Regions from separate parts of the Homo sapiens genome. Here region 1 is linked to region 2. The links are chromatin loops, found by intact Hi-C in ENCODE. Cell type or tissue: heart left ventricle. All regions are shown on one strand. Links, peaks and the distances in the headings refer to the core of each region. The heading gives the core; the rest is flanking DNA.

What was found. Hi-C counts contacts between places; a loop is a spot of excess contacts. Peaks named below come from ENCODE experiments on the same cell type or tissue, not always from the same donor. Only the 100,000 strongest peaks of a DNase experiment are listed, where the experiment ranks them.
Region 1: a loop joins it to region 2, with 2.8 times the contacts of the local background. A loop is called at or near these places in 3 of 110 quality-filtered maps.

Annotation. Positions count from the first base shown.
Region 1 is chr18:30,276,932-30,285,284 of GRCh38, reverse strand. No RefSeq gene overlaps it. Among named protein-coding and RNA genes, the nearest start is that of MIR302F, 18 kb to the left of the region's middle. In heart left ventricle, for the core only: CTCF peaks have their summits at 4,008 and 4,222 (motif pointing right); no DNase peak of the experiment used is centred there.
Region 2 is chr18:30,885,262-30,893,614 of GRCh38, reverse strand. No RefSeq gene overlaps it. Among named protein-coding and RNA genes, the nearest start is that of DSC3, 150 kb to the left of the region's middle. In heart left ventricle, for the core only: a CTCF peak has its summit at 3,532 (motif pointing right); no DNase peak of the experiment used is centred there.

The DNA of each region.
Region 1 (8,353 bases), core at 64-8,063, 610 kb after region 2:
TAAGAATAGAAATAAATAAGGTTGTATAGAAACTTACACTAAAAGTACACAGCTGAGTAATTTGGAGTAAACCTTCAGGACACTCTTGACCTTTAATCTCCATTAGGTTCAATGCAAAAACAAAAGCAAAACCAAAAGAAACAAAAACACTGATCAAATAAACAAACAAATATAAAATTTAAACAAATTCTTCTATCTCTAAGGAGAAAACAAGAGGAAGAGGAAAAAAAAAAACTTTCCTGGTTGATTGCTATTTTTCCTGGAGGGCCCTGAGATTTACTGTCTATCGGAATAAAATTAGTCTGTGCTTTGAAAATGATCCAAGTCATCTGGCTTTAGCACTTCCAGGCTTCTTCAGAATAAGATTGAATTGAAGGCATCAAAAGTCATTGGAGTAAATTACAATAATAGCTCTATGGTAATATTGATAATGAGGCATATAATGAACTGGACTTCATTTTGGAGATTCTTGGTGACCAAAAAGAGAATTGCAAATGAAATGGAAATTTAGAGAAGATTAATATGGGATAAAGAGAAAAGTCTATTTTAAAAGGTAAAAATTCAGGTTAGTTGCAATTAAGTGTAATGAGATTCTACTGCTAAGTGAAAAAATCCATTAAATGACAGAAATAATTTAAATACTGAGAAATTCTGAGATGAAACAGCAAAGCCCATATATCCAGAAGAGTTGGCCTATCCTGATTTCAGTTCCTGAAAACCCACAATGAATCTATTTCAACCACAGTCCATTTTGATCAATTTCACCAATGATCCAATAACCCAACGATATGTCAAATAACCCAAGAACATTTTATTTAACTTCACTGAATTTATTGTTAATGTTTTGTTGAATTATTATTGTCACAGGTGTATATTTTATCATTTTAATGTTTGTCAGTGATGAATTTCCTGAACTTACACAGTGTGTTTGTTCAAGCTTATCTTGTACATTTTTATTTGTGTATATAATGCTATAAGTTGATCTGTCTATCTATCTATCTATCTATCTATCTATCTATCTATCTATCTATCTACCTATCTGATAGTTAATATTATGTGTCAATGACTGGACTAAGGGATGCCCAGATAGGTGGTAAACATTATCTCTGGTATGTCTGTGAGGGTGTTTCTGGAAGAAATTAACATTAAAATTGGTAAACTGAATAAAGAATATTGACCTCATCAATGTGGGTGAACATCATCCAATCCACTGAGGGATCAATATAACAATTAGGTAGAGGAAAGGCAAATTTGCTCTATTTTCTTAAACTGGGACTTCCATTTTCTCCTGTCCTCAGATATTGGACTTCCTAGTTTTAGGGCATTCCAGCTCTGAGACTTACACAAGCACTGCCCACCCCTAACCACCCTGGTCTTCTACTCTGGTTGTCAGACCCTCAGAATCAGATACAAACATAATTATATTACCACCTCCTTTCCGGGTTCTTCAGATTACAGACAGCAGATGGAAGAACTTCTCAGCCACCATAATTGAATTAGCTAATTATATATATATATTCTATTGGTTCTGTTTCCCTGGAGAGGCCTGGCTAATCATCTATCTATTATCTATCATCTATCTATCTATCTATCTATCTATCTATCTATCTATCATCTATCATCTATCTATATATATATATCTATCATCTATCTATCATCTATCTATCTATCTATCTATCTACCTATCTATCTATGGAATTTACATAGAAAATAACCACTAAACAATATTAAAATGGTAATAGTAATGATTCACCCGTGCATTTTTGTGTTCTTAAAAACCCACTTTCCCACTGACAGTCTTGTTTTTCATTGTTATGAATAGTTCCACCATTTACCATCTGTTTGAATTTCAACAAGCCTATTATCCTTTCTGAACTTCAGTTTTCTCACTGGTGAAATGAGGATAGCAATGCCATTCTCAGAGAATTATTCTGAGGAGTAAATGAGTTTATTCAGATTATGCCAAATTAGGGGAATGGAGGACGTTGGGAAGTGGACCATGTAGGGAAGTTTGTTGATGTTCATCAATGAAATATATCACTAGAAGTGACTTGCAAAATAATCTAGTCCTTTTCAACATTTACAGATAAGGAAACTAAAGATCATAAGGTATGATGATTTACCAAGCTGTTATATACACAGCTTGTTAGAAACCATGGCCATATTAGAATCTGGTATTCCTAATTTTTAAGTCAGTGCTTAGAATGCATTTCTTTAGATATGCTAGGTAATTAAACTTAGGAAAATAGCATTAACTGTGATGAAAATAAATTACCCTACTGTGTGTTTTAGCAAGACACTTTAGTTTCCACTCCTGAATTCTCATCACTTTTATTGAGAGATACATGGAAACTTCCAGGTCTATGAGTATTTTATGTTCCATTTTTATACTATGAAAACTCAGTAAAAGGTTAAAACTAATTCCAAGAAAGTATACAATTACTTGCAGTATATAGTTTTAACACAAGTGTTTTCTTCAGGAAGAAAAGGTCAGTTGAGTAAACATACATGTTTTTTCTGCATTCAAGGAAATACTACAATAATTTGTAACACTTAAAATCTAGAAAGAAAATGCATAGACTAGTCCATTTAATTATCCTGGAAACGTTCAGTACATACACACATGTGTGCACACAATGCAATCATTTAATCAATATTTGGGGAGAATAAACTTAATAGATGGCACTAGAGAAAAAGCACATTGTAGAGTGAATGCTGGAGTAAGTGCTGTAGCTTTGTAGATTTTTTCTTTCTACAGTCTTCCCTGTTCTTTTCTGATTGGATATTACAAGAATAATTTATAAATTTGGGCAGAATTCTTGAGTCATGAGTATGAAATATTTTGTGCTATAACTCCTTTTAATTTCATGAGTAAAAATGGAATTATTTTTTCCATCATAAAGGGTACTTTATCATCTGGAAGTTTTCAAATACATGCCTCTGATAGGCAGTTATCTTCTGGTAGACTGATATCTTCTGTTTATTGACATAATTGTCTTACTCAAACAAAAATAAACTAGTACTTGTATATAATAATAATATGTTTAAAAATAAGAATTGATCGAATTCTTTGTTATATATTTACCTAAAATCCCTGATAATCCTTTACTTGTATATATAATAATTAAATACCAATTACCTCTCTTAAAAAATTAAGTTTATGTACTGTATTTTGCAGCATTTACTTATTAATTAATATTTAAATTACTTCTCAGTAATCAACATTTATAATTTATAATGTATGTATTCTTTTAAAACAACTGATTAATACAAGAAATTGAAAGTAATTACTTCATTTGCAAGCTAATAACAATTGATACATTATTTTCCTTTTTCTAGCTGAGATTTTGTTTTCTTTTAATGTTTTTAACAACATAGTCTCCTAAGTTTTCCAGCTGAAATAGCTTAGAGACATTACAAGTATAGATAATCTCAAAGATCGTCATCAATTAATGAGACACAGTTCTTGCGGTTAGCAATTCAGAATAAAGAGAGAACAAGCGATTATGTTCTTGACTGAAAACTGGTGATTGACTCCCTGGAAGCCTTACTAAAATATCATTTTCTGTATGGCTTTCTCCTGGGCTCTAGTTATTCAAAGTGTCAGCAGTAATTTGTTGAAACACATTCCATCCTGTAATATAGTCTTGTGGCCTGAATTTGGATAATATATTCTTTTTAATAGCAACTCTGCAGTGTATTTGAAGTAAGTTCCATTTCACAGATTAATCAGTGTTGAGGAAACAAAATATCCATCAATCCTCATATAAATTACAAAACCCAGCTTAAATTTTTCTCAATCTTGTTCCACAACGGACTGTCAAAAGCGAAACACCATAAAACACTCACTTGCAGTGAAAACACATTTCTGATTTACTGAATAAATCTTGCTCAATTGCCCTAAAACATTAAGCTCTTCACACTTCACATGGTCTTCTCTAATTGTGTTTTCACTAGCTTTGGATTTATAACGTAAGCTGGCCTGTGGGTGAAAGGGAGGATATTAGAAAATCAGTTGAGAACACACAAAATGCAAGTTGAATAGGGACATTTCAGAACTTAGATATGGAAATAATATTTTCTATACGTCATAATGGGAGGAGTAAGATGTATGCAATTTCAAACCTTAACAAATATATCTTCCATTACCGGCTTAATGACTCAAAGGCCTTTGTTTAAATTTCCAGAGGAATGTAATGGTTTATTCCGTAATGAGTCAGCAGGGGGCAGTAGGTATCATTGAGAAAAATGACTGAAGCAGCTGGAGCAAACTGTTTTTTCCCAGTGGGTTTCCTCACAAACTCTTTTTAAGAACAAAACTGATACTAACAAATAGCTGCCTCTCTCTTTGTGGGTGTTTTCATACACCTGATTTGGAAATAAGCTCATGTAAAAAGCAAACTATTATTCTCAATCTCCCCAGAGAATACTTGTTGAATGTATTTATTTTCAACGGGAGAAATTTAATCCACGTAATTAAAAACCCTTTATTGGGACATCAATAATAACATATTTGGATTTAAGTGAGCCTTTTATCTTGATTTAAACATCTTATATGTTGATATGAGTGACATTCTCACCCAGTTCCATATCAAGGAAAGATATTTAGCCATGAATTTTAATTTTGCTATGAATTTGAGTTTAAATCATTTAGAACGTAGACTACTTAGAAAGCCAGTGTTTTCTAAAGCAAGTTAATAAAACATTAAAATTAGTGTGATGTCTTTACTTTAAAAAAATGCTTCAATGAGGGTGTTTGCTTTTGTTCTGTTTTTGGTTCTGAAGTCCATTAAAAATACAGCCCTATGAAAATCTCCTTACTACAGTGGTTACTATGTAATAATGGTAGCTCATTATATCACAGAGCCACACAATAATAATTTGCAATCTGTCATGTGTGAAATCTTGCACTGAGGCAGATAAACTCTGGCTGCTGAAGTGTGCTCTGTATCATTGCATTGGATATAATAGCACAGATTGTCTAACAATATATGATGAAAACACTGTTTTTTTCTATGAGTAGAAATTTGATTACTCTAAATTATCATGCTGCAAAATGTTTTAAATATCTTTAAAAATAAGTTTAACTGGAACTTTAGACATTAATTAAAATGATTCACCACAATTGCAGAAAATCCATTAGGAAGGAAAAAAAAAAAAACCGAGCTGTTGTTGTGATTTTTTTACAAGCTCAGAATGATTTGAATAAATACCATGTTCAATGCTATCCATGATCCTATCCTATTGCCTTTTATTCTTTAATGAATATGAAAGGGATGATGAAGAGGAGTTTACAAATGAGACAAGCCATGACACTCACATGCTGAATAACATCATGGATCTTACCTGCCAATGAAACTAGAAAATCGAAATTGTTCTGCAGACTGACCCTCAGGTAAAAATGAAGTCTCTTTCTCTCTCTGTCTCTTTCTTTTTTTTTTTTCCAGTTGTGATTTTTAAAAAGCTTCCAGCTGTATTCATGCTATGTATACATATCACAACTTATATACATACGATTCAGTACACTGTAATCAAAATTTAACTGCTGCTGTTGGTAAAAATTTCCCTAGATGTGTTCAGTAATCATAAAATTATCTTTATGTCTATAATGTTTTAAAAAAGAATGTTTGTGTATAAATTTTATCCCTCTGAAGTAGGTTTGAAACAACTGCAGCTTACTAGGAAATACAAAATATAGGAAACTAGTTTGGTGAGAAGTTTAAATGAGTTGCAAGGCTTGCTATCAGTATGTAGAATGCTTATAGAATGGCAAAGAGGTCTTGGAACGAGTTCAATTAGTTTAGGATGAAGTACATGAACAGGGTCTGCCTCATTGTCTCTTTAAAAAGGATGAGATAACTAGCTAGATACCATGATAAAACAGATACCCTAGTTAAGATGAGGTATGCATTGAGATTCGTAGGCAGCAGCATATTTTCTAAAATTGGGTACTTTCAATAAAAAAAGGGGCAAGTTATGAAAGAATAAAATATTAACAGCTCAGTTTTCTGAGTGAAATATCTCTACTAATATGGAATTTCTGTGACAGTGTCATATTTCTTAGTTGAAAGGCCAATTACAAGAGCAAATACAGATATTTAATCCATAATATTAATAATAATAACTAAAATTTCTTGAGCTAAAATCCTGCCAGAACATTCCAGAATACTTTCATATATTGTCTTATTTTAATGTCATGACAAATCTAAGGACTGATAATAATTTTATGACCATTTTCTAGATGTGAATATTGAGGCAAAGAGTGATTCAAATGCCCCATGTTCTGACAGATAGTAAGTTGTGGACCTGAAATTTGTATCTAAGAAATCTGACTCTTTAAGATTCTGAGTTTAGTAATTTAGAGTCCCTAGTAATATTTATAATGCTGTTTATTGGGAACTTTGAAATAGTTGGCAAACTTACATTCTGATTTCCTGTTGTTAATTAATATTTGGGCCATTGACATGTCATTAAAAAGCTTTGGGTTTTATGTTACTAATGGTCAAAAATTGAAGTCAACTAACATTGAAATTGTCTACTCTCTTTCAATTAATTAACATGCACAATCTATAGGGCCTTTTGAACCATGCTTGGAAGTTTTCAATATGTCTATTCTGATAAAGTTGAGTAAACCGATTGATGAGATTATATTTCATTAAACAACAAAGTGTAGGTGACCACATAAGATCAGAAAAGTTCTGAGTCATGTTTAGCTGTGCCTTTGAGGAAGAGGGTAAATATAGTTTAGGCGAAAAAATTTATACATTAGAAGTCAAAAATATTATATACCACAAGTATTCTATTGTTTCTAAATTGTAAAGTTAGAACATGCTTCTATATTTCTCTTATGCCCTTCTTTTCCACTTTCTACATTGCATGACCATTATTTATGCATTTTCCTTTTATACCATAATAGTCTTCTCAGCTTGTGATCAGGGTCCCAATTCACATCATATATGGATCAACAACATGCATGAAATATTAATAAAATTGAACAACATACAATAAACATTTGCTACGTATCAGAGATTGTGCTAATTATTTTATATTCATGACTTGATGTAATCTTAACAACAGCATGAAGTCCTGATACCACAAATAATTAGTTTAAGTTTATATAATACTAAGTGGTGAGGTTGGAATCACTTCTGCTAACTCCAGATCTTAAAGTGGAAGAATGTGGTGTGGGGAGTGTGGTGAATAAACAAATGAATAAATGTATGTCTCTATGAATGAATTGCGTGGTTCTCAATTACATTTTATGTTACATGTGGACTAGATTTTCTGTATGTGCTTTGAAAAAATACATATACAACAAAAATTGCTAACTTTCATAACATGTTTCCTTATATTTTGGAACTCTTTCTCACTAGCTGTTTTTTTTTGTTTTCATTCCAGGATATAAACAATTCAATGTTCTATTCCTCTGTGGCTCTTTGGAAGTTTGTATGTCATTGCTTACAGTCCAAGAATTTACTGAGTTTTTGATAAATTGCCAAAAGATTTTACTGTCATAAGCAGTAGAATATGAGAAAAGTTTACCCCCACATATATAAGAAGATTTTATATCTTCTTCTTCTAATCTGGGGTGTGTGTGTGTGTGTGTTTCCTTATATGAATCATGGTTAAAAAGCCAATGCAGTGAGTTGGGGAGAAATTTTTTATTATTGCTTTAATTTTTAGGGCAGTACTGCTTGAGGAAGTTTATTGTCATTTCTATTGTGAACACTTATTCTTTTATGTGCTTTGAATCACAGAGGTGGAATGGAAAGTATAACCACAAAATGAACAAAATGTCTGTGTTTTAAAATTTGCAATTTAAGCATGATCTTAAATAGGACATCTGACATGGTGAGATTTCCAGTGTTATAATCATCATGCTTCCAAGCAAAGAAAAGTTAGCACAACTTACGTTAAAAAAAAAGATTGATTACATTAATTAAAAATATGTTTTCAATGCTTGTCTGTCAAATAAACTAAAATCAGATTTAAAAACATTATCAAGATTTTAGCATAATGGTGATGCTATGTCAGAAGATTTATTAAAAAATTAAAATTATTTCTGCAAATTGTATGGTCTAGATATATTAGTGATAGGCAATTAAAAAGTTATGTTTGTAACTTCATGTGTATAAAATGAGATAGAATGTGGGTATTTCAGTCTGGATTAATCATAAGTATTCTGTTGTTATTTTGTTTGTGTGTTTTTATTTTCTGTTTTTAGGTTTTTTTATTATGCAAGAGCTACTATAAGCATTTAAACAAAATAAAATTTAGAAGTATCATTTTGATTCAGGAGGCATGTAGATTACTAAAACAGATCAATGCAAGTTTCTTTTAAATTTATTAAATT
Region 2 (8,353 bases), core at 31-8,030:
GATAGTAGCAAGCTCTCTGATTTACGGCTCTTTGGTTGCAAAAGCCACCATACTTCTGGAACACTCACATTAAGGGGTTTATTTTAATAGGCTTCTACTCTTGATTTTTTTTTCACCTTCTTCCCATCTAGGAATTTACCCAGCAACACATTCATTATTGTATAAGAAGAGTCAATAACTATCAATGTGCCCTGATATGAGAGGAAAAAGGAAGATCAATTTCTTGGTCCTTTTGAACCAGAATCTTGCCCTTTAATGGATTACTTAAAGTTGTTCACTTACCCTAGTGGTTTCTCATCAGCATCTTTATTATCTTTTGAGTTTTAGGAGGCAGATGATGAAAGGCTGGTTTTACAACACCTGTTGCCTTATATAAGTGTTTATTCAGAACTGATACGAGTATTCTCAATCTTTAGGGTCCTGGCTCTGGGCAGAAAGTGCTCACATACTGATTTTTTTTTCCATTTCTGTACCAGGCATATAAGGCAGTGGTATAGTTAAGTAAAGCTCTTAGAAACTAAGCATTTTGTCTTCTGTCTTGGATAATTTGTCCTTGATGCCATTTCACATTAAGGATATGATTAAAATCCATAGGAGAATGGGGGAAGCTTTGAATGAAAAGCTGATTCTCAATGCGAAGTGTTCTGTTTTCCCTGGAATGACCTTGGCAGGGGGCAAAGGGCAAGCAGAGAGACTAGAGATAGCTGCCTAGTGTCTGGTTAACAAAGTATGCACTTAAAGAGAGCAGATGGTTCTTTTATAAACCATATAGCTGTGTTGACTCAGAAAAGACATTCTGTGCTTCTCAAAAAGTTACTTTAAGTCTACAACATAGGCAACTGTGCTAAAAGGTACTCGTTCAGATATCTGCTGTAGAAATTAAATACATAAAATCCTCTAAATCACATTTTATGATCTTAACTGATGGCTTGAAAATGGTCTGGTTTTGGGGAAGCTTAGGACATGGCTCCTTAAAACAGCATCCTCAATTTCTTGTTAATTGCATCTTTGAAAAGCAGAGATCTTAAAACGATATTTGCAATGAAAGTAATTCGACTGGGAGATGTGGTTAATATAAGAGGGAAACTAAGAAAATATAGCATCATGAGTGTTCTGAAAACTTTCTAATGAAGTTTAAATGAAGACTGTGAAAGATTAAAAAGATATAAATTAGGAAAAACCCACTAATATTTCTACCTGAAAATTAACTTATACAATTTTTATAGCAACCTATTATTCTACTGTAATTTCTGCATTGATTAGTGGGTTTCTGTAGCCAATTGTTTTTAAATAGTTTTGAGTTGCAATGATTTAAACATCTGTAAGGATTTCTATTCTGGAGAAAAAAGTCACGTGTTTACCATTCAAATTCCAGTAAGGACATTTACATTTCTCTATTTGGCATAGTTTTGGTTTCTGTAGTCTCCACAGGTAAACTGGCACAGCAGCTTAGTCCTTTGGAATCAATGACTTCAGGACTTGGGCAAGGTTGTGTCACTTATTTACCAGGAAACTTATTGGTTCTAATTCAAACATCTTTCTGTAGAAAATTTGAATAAATGTAACAAATAGAATCACAAATAGCAAGGGATCATTTACATGCTTCCATGTCTTCAAGTAGGAAAAAAAAAAAATGTCAAATACTACCTGTCTAGCGAAAACAAAATGGATAGTTGTGTACTTCTCCATTAAATTTTAGCTGACTTCACAACCAATGTTGGTATTTTTTAGGAAAAAAAAAATCCATTTCTGCCCAAAGGATCCATCTTAAATTAATTCATAATATTTACTTATAATAGCACAATTCTTTGACTATGTAGAGGTAATTCGAAGGTTGGTTAAGTGATGTAAGGTCCTTTGAGAAATATTACATATTAATCATGTGAATCTTTTATTTATATTTTTTTCCTGAGAACTAAGCCCTCCTGTGTTCACACTTGAATTCTATAATTTCACTAAAAGGAATGAATGGACATGTGATAACTGTGATAACTGACTTTGCATTTTTTTCTTTTTCCTTTTTCTTTTTTTTTCCAGACAGAGTCTCGCTCTGTCTCCCAGGCTGGAGTGCAGTGGCATGATCTTGGCTCACTGCAGCCTTCACTTCCAGGGTTCAGGTGAGTCTCCTGCCTCAGCCTCCTGGGTAGCTGGGACTACAGGTGTGCACCACCATGCCTGGCTAATTTTTGTATTTTTAGTAGAGACGAGGTTTTGCCATGTAGGCCAGGCTGGTCTCAAACTCCTGACCTCAGATAAATTGCCCGCCTCGGCCTCCAAAAGTGCTGGGATTACAGGCGTGAGCCACCACGCCTGGCCTCTTTCTATCTTTTCTCTATCCCCTGCAAATCCTTCCTTCTTACGAATAACCCCTGTCCATTTTGGCTACCACCTAATTTCAGAAGTCCTGCTAGGATGTTTTTCAAATAGATTCACCAAAAACATCTTTTGAAATGTTCTCTTCTCAGACACCAGAGATGCTTGGCCCAACATCACTATCATATAATCGCAATATCGCACAGTGGTGTGTGACAAGTTTGGAGTGAAAGCCCGTCTCTGGGTGATGTTCCTGTAGAGATAGGTCGACTTGCGTTCCAATGTGTTACAAAATGTTAGGGCCGAAACTTCCTCAGATTTTATATAGTTTCCCTGCTCTTCAAAAGACTCATTTGGGAGGCAGATATGAGGACAAAAGTCATGTTTCCAGACTTTTCCTACTGTTTATGGTTTAGGATGCATGGCTGGTTGGTACCTGGATTCATTTCACCTCAGGATGACCTCTTCTCAGCCCCCTTGAACACAGAATCTTGGAGAAACCATGTCCCCACTAGACTTGCCCAGATGTACCTAAGCACCACTTAGACCTGTGCTGTGACCTCCTGCACACTCACCTGCATTACTATTCATTACATTACTTAATGCATTTGACAAATTTAGTAGCAAATTAGCTTTTCCTTTATAAATTATTTAATTGCTTAAGGCTTCAGTTAGTTGATTTATCTAAAACAGACAACAAAAAGGAGTGGCTATACATGTTTCACATAGCTTTTTGTTTGGAAGGTATACATATTTAAAGGGGTTGTGTGACATTATTCACACCTCTAGATCTTCCTATTTTCCCCCTTGTAATATTCAGATGGGGGTGACTCCAATATTTGAGATAGTTTTCTAAATCATTGTAATTGTAACAAACTAGAGGTCACACTCCCCTTTCTGTAAAATCCATGAAATTTCAGCCTTTTTTGCAGAATTTCTAAGTGGGAAGTATAGATAAAAGGATACCTGGGTGAGTACAGTTCTGCAAGAAGCAGAACGATATTGATGTTGTGATGTTGCTTTCCATGTGCAATTCTTGGTTGAATTTTAAGCTTATTTTTCCTAAAATGCAGTTTTCACTGTTTTAAAATGAATTTGACCTCACCGATGTCAAGGTAGGAAGAAAGGGGATTTACATTGTTTGTCTAAGCCCTCAAATTTGAATGCCTCATGGCAAAGCGAGCTATCCTTTTCCCAGATCTGACATCCTGCAGACAGAAGATGGTGCTGTTGGTTAGGAACAATACGTGGCCCTGCATTTTTCTATCAAGCTCATGATCAGGCTGTTATCACAATCATTCTTTACCAAACAGGAAAAAAAGTCACAGTCAACTGAAATGCATTCTGGCATCTGACTTCAGTTACTTTACTTTTTAAAAATGACCCGAAGAATGCTTTCACCGTGTTATTTTTCCTATTTGATGTAAATCTTGGAAACTGTGGAGAAAAAGTAAGTTCTAATATATAGTGCATGTTATTTCCCTTCATGTAGTGAGGTTTTACATTATCTGAAATAACTGCAAAACATCCCAGCCTGGATGACTCATTGGTTACAGGAAAAAGCCAGACATTTAAAACCAATGCATAAGAATATTACTGTTTCATGAACTCTGAATATTGAAAAAACATTTTCTGACTATGGGTTGTTCACTGCATAAATACTCCCATGGCATGGTACTCAAGCAAGCTCAGATGCCAGATAAGGAGCCTGCTTTCTCCTGCACATGCTAAACCATACCATGGCCACATCTGGATCCCCTGGCTGTAGTTCTTGGAAAGGCCAATGAATGCGACATGCAGGCATGGGCTCATGTCTTCAAGAAAGATCCAGGAAAGGGCAGGAAAACTTTCAGATCCCTAAAGCAGAGGTCAGGCCACCTAACATCATTTGAAATATCATGGAAATAGGTCAATATTGCACAGCAGTATTAAAGTTTAAACATGAGAGTTAGAGCTATCAGTCAAATCTAGAGAATCATAGGCTGACTAAAAATCTAGGCAGGAATTGCCAAGGGAAAACAGTACTGCCCTTGCAGTTACTGCCAAGGGGCTGGATGCTTCCTATTCATATATTGGTTAACACCAATTTGGGAGAATTGTGGTTAGCTTGAAAGATTTGTTTATGTCTGGTGATGCATGGTGACATCCTTTGGAGGAAGTCTCAGACAATAAGAGAATCTTAATTAGTAATAATTATAAGTTTGAATATTTCCACTGAACTTGAGAATATGTAGGTTCTCCTTGTTCAAAAATCCCTACATTTCTTCTTAGGTATCTATTCTCCATGGTTTGTAGATAAATCTGTAACTCATTCAGGTGGGAATAACCAGCATAAAGATCTGTGGAAGGAGGCACTGGTTTGAAAAAGATGCTGAAACTAGACTGTATTTTAAATCAATTTCCACTATCTGACAATTTCTTCTGTGTGCCTCAATTTCTCATTGGGGTAATGAAAGTACCTAACTCACGGGGTTACATGGAGTCAGAGAGTTTATCACAGGTAAATCGTGATGAAAGTTACCTGGTTCATAATAAGTGTGGCATAAGGGCTTGTTACCATTATTTCTGCTCGCTTAGAGAAGGCTATGAAAGCATCTAGAGGCAGGAGTTAAACCAATGAGCACGCTTTCCTTCTGATGATACAAATTCTCTATGCCAGGTCTTGACCCTTTTTTGCAATACTTCCTGAGACTTCTGACATCATAGGTACTTTCTGCTTCCCAGTGCACGTGAATAAGCAGAAGGAATAAGTATGTCAATGATGGTGATGACTTGCCATGACAGGAGGAGACAATCAGCTTATAAACTGTACAGTTAACTAAGTCCCTAGATGACTTTACAAGCAGAAATATTTTAGAAAGGAAAATAAAAAAGATATTTGGTATCATTGTTCTGAGATCATCGCACATCTAACTGTACATGCGTATGTGATTTTAACCATTAAGAAGAAAAATGAAACCAAAAGCATATATTTGGAGATACTCTGGATACTAAAGATCCATTTCAGTGAATTGGTGAAGTTGATATCCTTCTATCAGAATTTCCGTGGATCAGATGTTCTCTTTCCAAAAGCCTCAACATACTGTCTCCAAAGGGGGATCCCTTTAGGTTTGCACATTTTGCCTTGGTCTATTATGATACCATTTTATGATAGCAGTTTTTGGTGTATTAGTGTTTGACGCTGGCTTTATTTTTTTTCCCTTAAATAATTTAGAAGGTACAATTCCTTCAAATGTTTCCCAATATCAGAAACTTCATTTTTGTGAAACAGAAAAAAATGTATCTATTAGAGTATATCATTTAAGTGAACGCTGAGCTCTATAGGGAATAATACTTATCTATGATATCTATTGATAATCTTAGACTTTTGATTTCTATGACTCCTGTCAAATTCCCTAGATTGGGCTAGTTATCTTGCCTATGTGTTTTTCACAGTACTTTCTTCTCTTTTCTATTTTTAGTAGAATAGCATTATAATTGGCTAATTGCTTCTCTAGCTTTCCCAGTAGCTCTGTATATGAACAAAGGCTGAATCTTGTTCATTGCTGTGCCCTTATAATTTAGCAAGATGTCTATAGTAGGCACTCAATAAATATTTCTTGAATAAATGAAATAAATGAGAGGTAGAAGGTGATCAAATGTGTGTGTGTGCGTGTGTGCGCGTGCACATGTGTGTGACAATGAGACAGAGAGAGAGAGAATGATGTTGGAACTGGAGGCATGAGATTGTCATCAGAGATTTTAAGACAAGAATAGACATACAATTAGCTTGTTTAATTTTTCTCTAGAATTTCCTTAAGGAATGTAGATTCCAAAGTCTGTGCCAAGGTTTGCTGGTGCTTCAGTAAATTTAGAGGCTCTGTGGGAAATTTAAACTTTTTTCTAACAGAAACTCCACTTATGACATCTGTTGAATATTGGGAGAACTGCTAGCTCAGGGTAGTTCACAGACTTAACATTAAATCACACTATATTCTCTTCACTTACATCATGTTTTTGAGAAGTTGTTCTTTACTTTTGGCACTTGTTGCAATAAAAAGCAAGTACCAAATGAAAATTGGGGTGTCTAATCTGATTTCAGATTGGGATGTCTAATCTGATTTGAAAAGTTGTGCAATACGCAGCAGCAATACACATCCCATTAGTAATAGGTTACCGCTACTTAAGAATGAAATAACACTAATTTTCCTTTCAATGTATGTGTATTCTCTTTTCAGATATCTACTAAGTTGTTAAGACGTAAGTACTTCTTAAGTTGTGTGCATCTCACAACTTAATAGATGTAACCGTTGGGCATTTCTTTTGTCCTAGGAACACTTAATTACTGAGATAGGGCCGGGAGCAGTGGCTCACGCCTGTAATCCTAGCACTTTGGGAGGCCGAGGCGGGCGAATCTCGAGGTCAGGAGATCAAGACCATCCTGGCTAACACGATGAAACCGCGTCTCTACTAAAAATACCAAAAAAATTAGCCGGGCGTGGTAGCAGGCGCCTACAGTCCCAGCTACTAGGGAGGCTGAGGCAGGAGAACGGCGTGAACCCGGGGGCGGAGCTTGCAGTGAGCCGAGATGGCGCCACTGCACTCCAGCCTGGGCGACAGAGCAAGACTCCGTCCCAAAAAAAAAAAAACAAAAACAAAACAAACAAACAAAAAACAGAATTACTGAGATAGTAAGGGCACTGTGAACTGAAAGTTTGGGGATCTCTGTCTAAGGGTAAAATTGGAAAACTAGAAACAAGGCCTCGGATGAGAGGATTTTGGTTATTTGAAGGTGAGATGCTGCCAGTACTACAGTTTTGTTCCTCAACATGGATCTTCAACTGAAGGTTAGAATAGATAATTAAACAGAGACCTTGAATTTTAGGCGAAAAATTTAGTTATATTATTGTTTAATAGAGTTACTGCTATATGAATCTTAGTTTTATTTCCTCACACATTGTAAAATCTTCCCAATTAAATTTTTTTTATTACTCGTGAATCAAGTATTACAAAATCTAATAACATGACAGTGAAATACAAAATAATTTCTAAACGTTCTTTTGGAAATATACGATAATGCTTTTTGTTTTTATTTTTATTCATTTATTTTTTTTAAATGGAGTTTCGCTCTTATTGCCCAGGCTGGAATGCAATAGTACGATCTCGGCTCACTGCAACTTCTGCCTCCCAGGTTCAAGCGATTTTCCTGCCTCAGCCTCCTGAGTAGCTGGGATTACAGGCATGTGCCACCATGCCTGGCTAATTTTGTATTTTTAGTAGAGACGGGGTTTCTCTATATTTGTCATGCTGGTGTCGAACTCCCGACCTCAGGTGATCCGGCTGCCTCGGCCTCCCAAAGTGCTGGGATAACAGGCATGAGCCACTGCGCCTGGCTTATGCTTTATTTTTAGACTTCTTTTTAATGCTGCTGAGAAATTCTAAAGCAAATCGACAGTATGGTTTCATTGAATTTTACCTGTAGTCAATATTAGCCATTTTAAGCTTTCTATTAGTTAAAAAAAAAAAAAAAAGTAAATGTATCACTTGTTATTAGGACTTTGGGCACTGGTCAAAACTGAACTTTTTTTTCTTACTTTACACAACTAATTAACAATTTAACTTGACAATAGATTTTTTTCCTCATCTCAGTTTTAGAAAATATCATAATTCAAGAGACTTTGAAAAACAAGGTAATTCTGAATTTTAGATTCATATTTTAATAAAAAATGTTGTTTGGTATCTTCCTTTGTCATAAAAGCTTTTAGATATTTCTCTAAAAGCCCCAATAATGTAGAGCAAATGTCTTCGACTTGTGACATACACAGGAAGTGTTTCCAAGGTTTTCATATTAATCTTGTGATTTTCTCTGTTTGAAAAGAAAAAGAATATGCATGACCTGGCAGTCAATCCGAAGGCAGTATTTTCCCTTGATGAATATCTCATCTTTTTTCTTTAAGCACTGCAAAGTACTTTTGTCCTTTATTTGCCACTATTGCTTATGATAAAAAATTAAATTACTGTTCATCCTTTCAATACGTTTTCCTCAGAGGATCACTGCTGA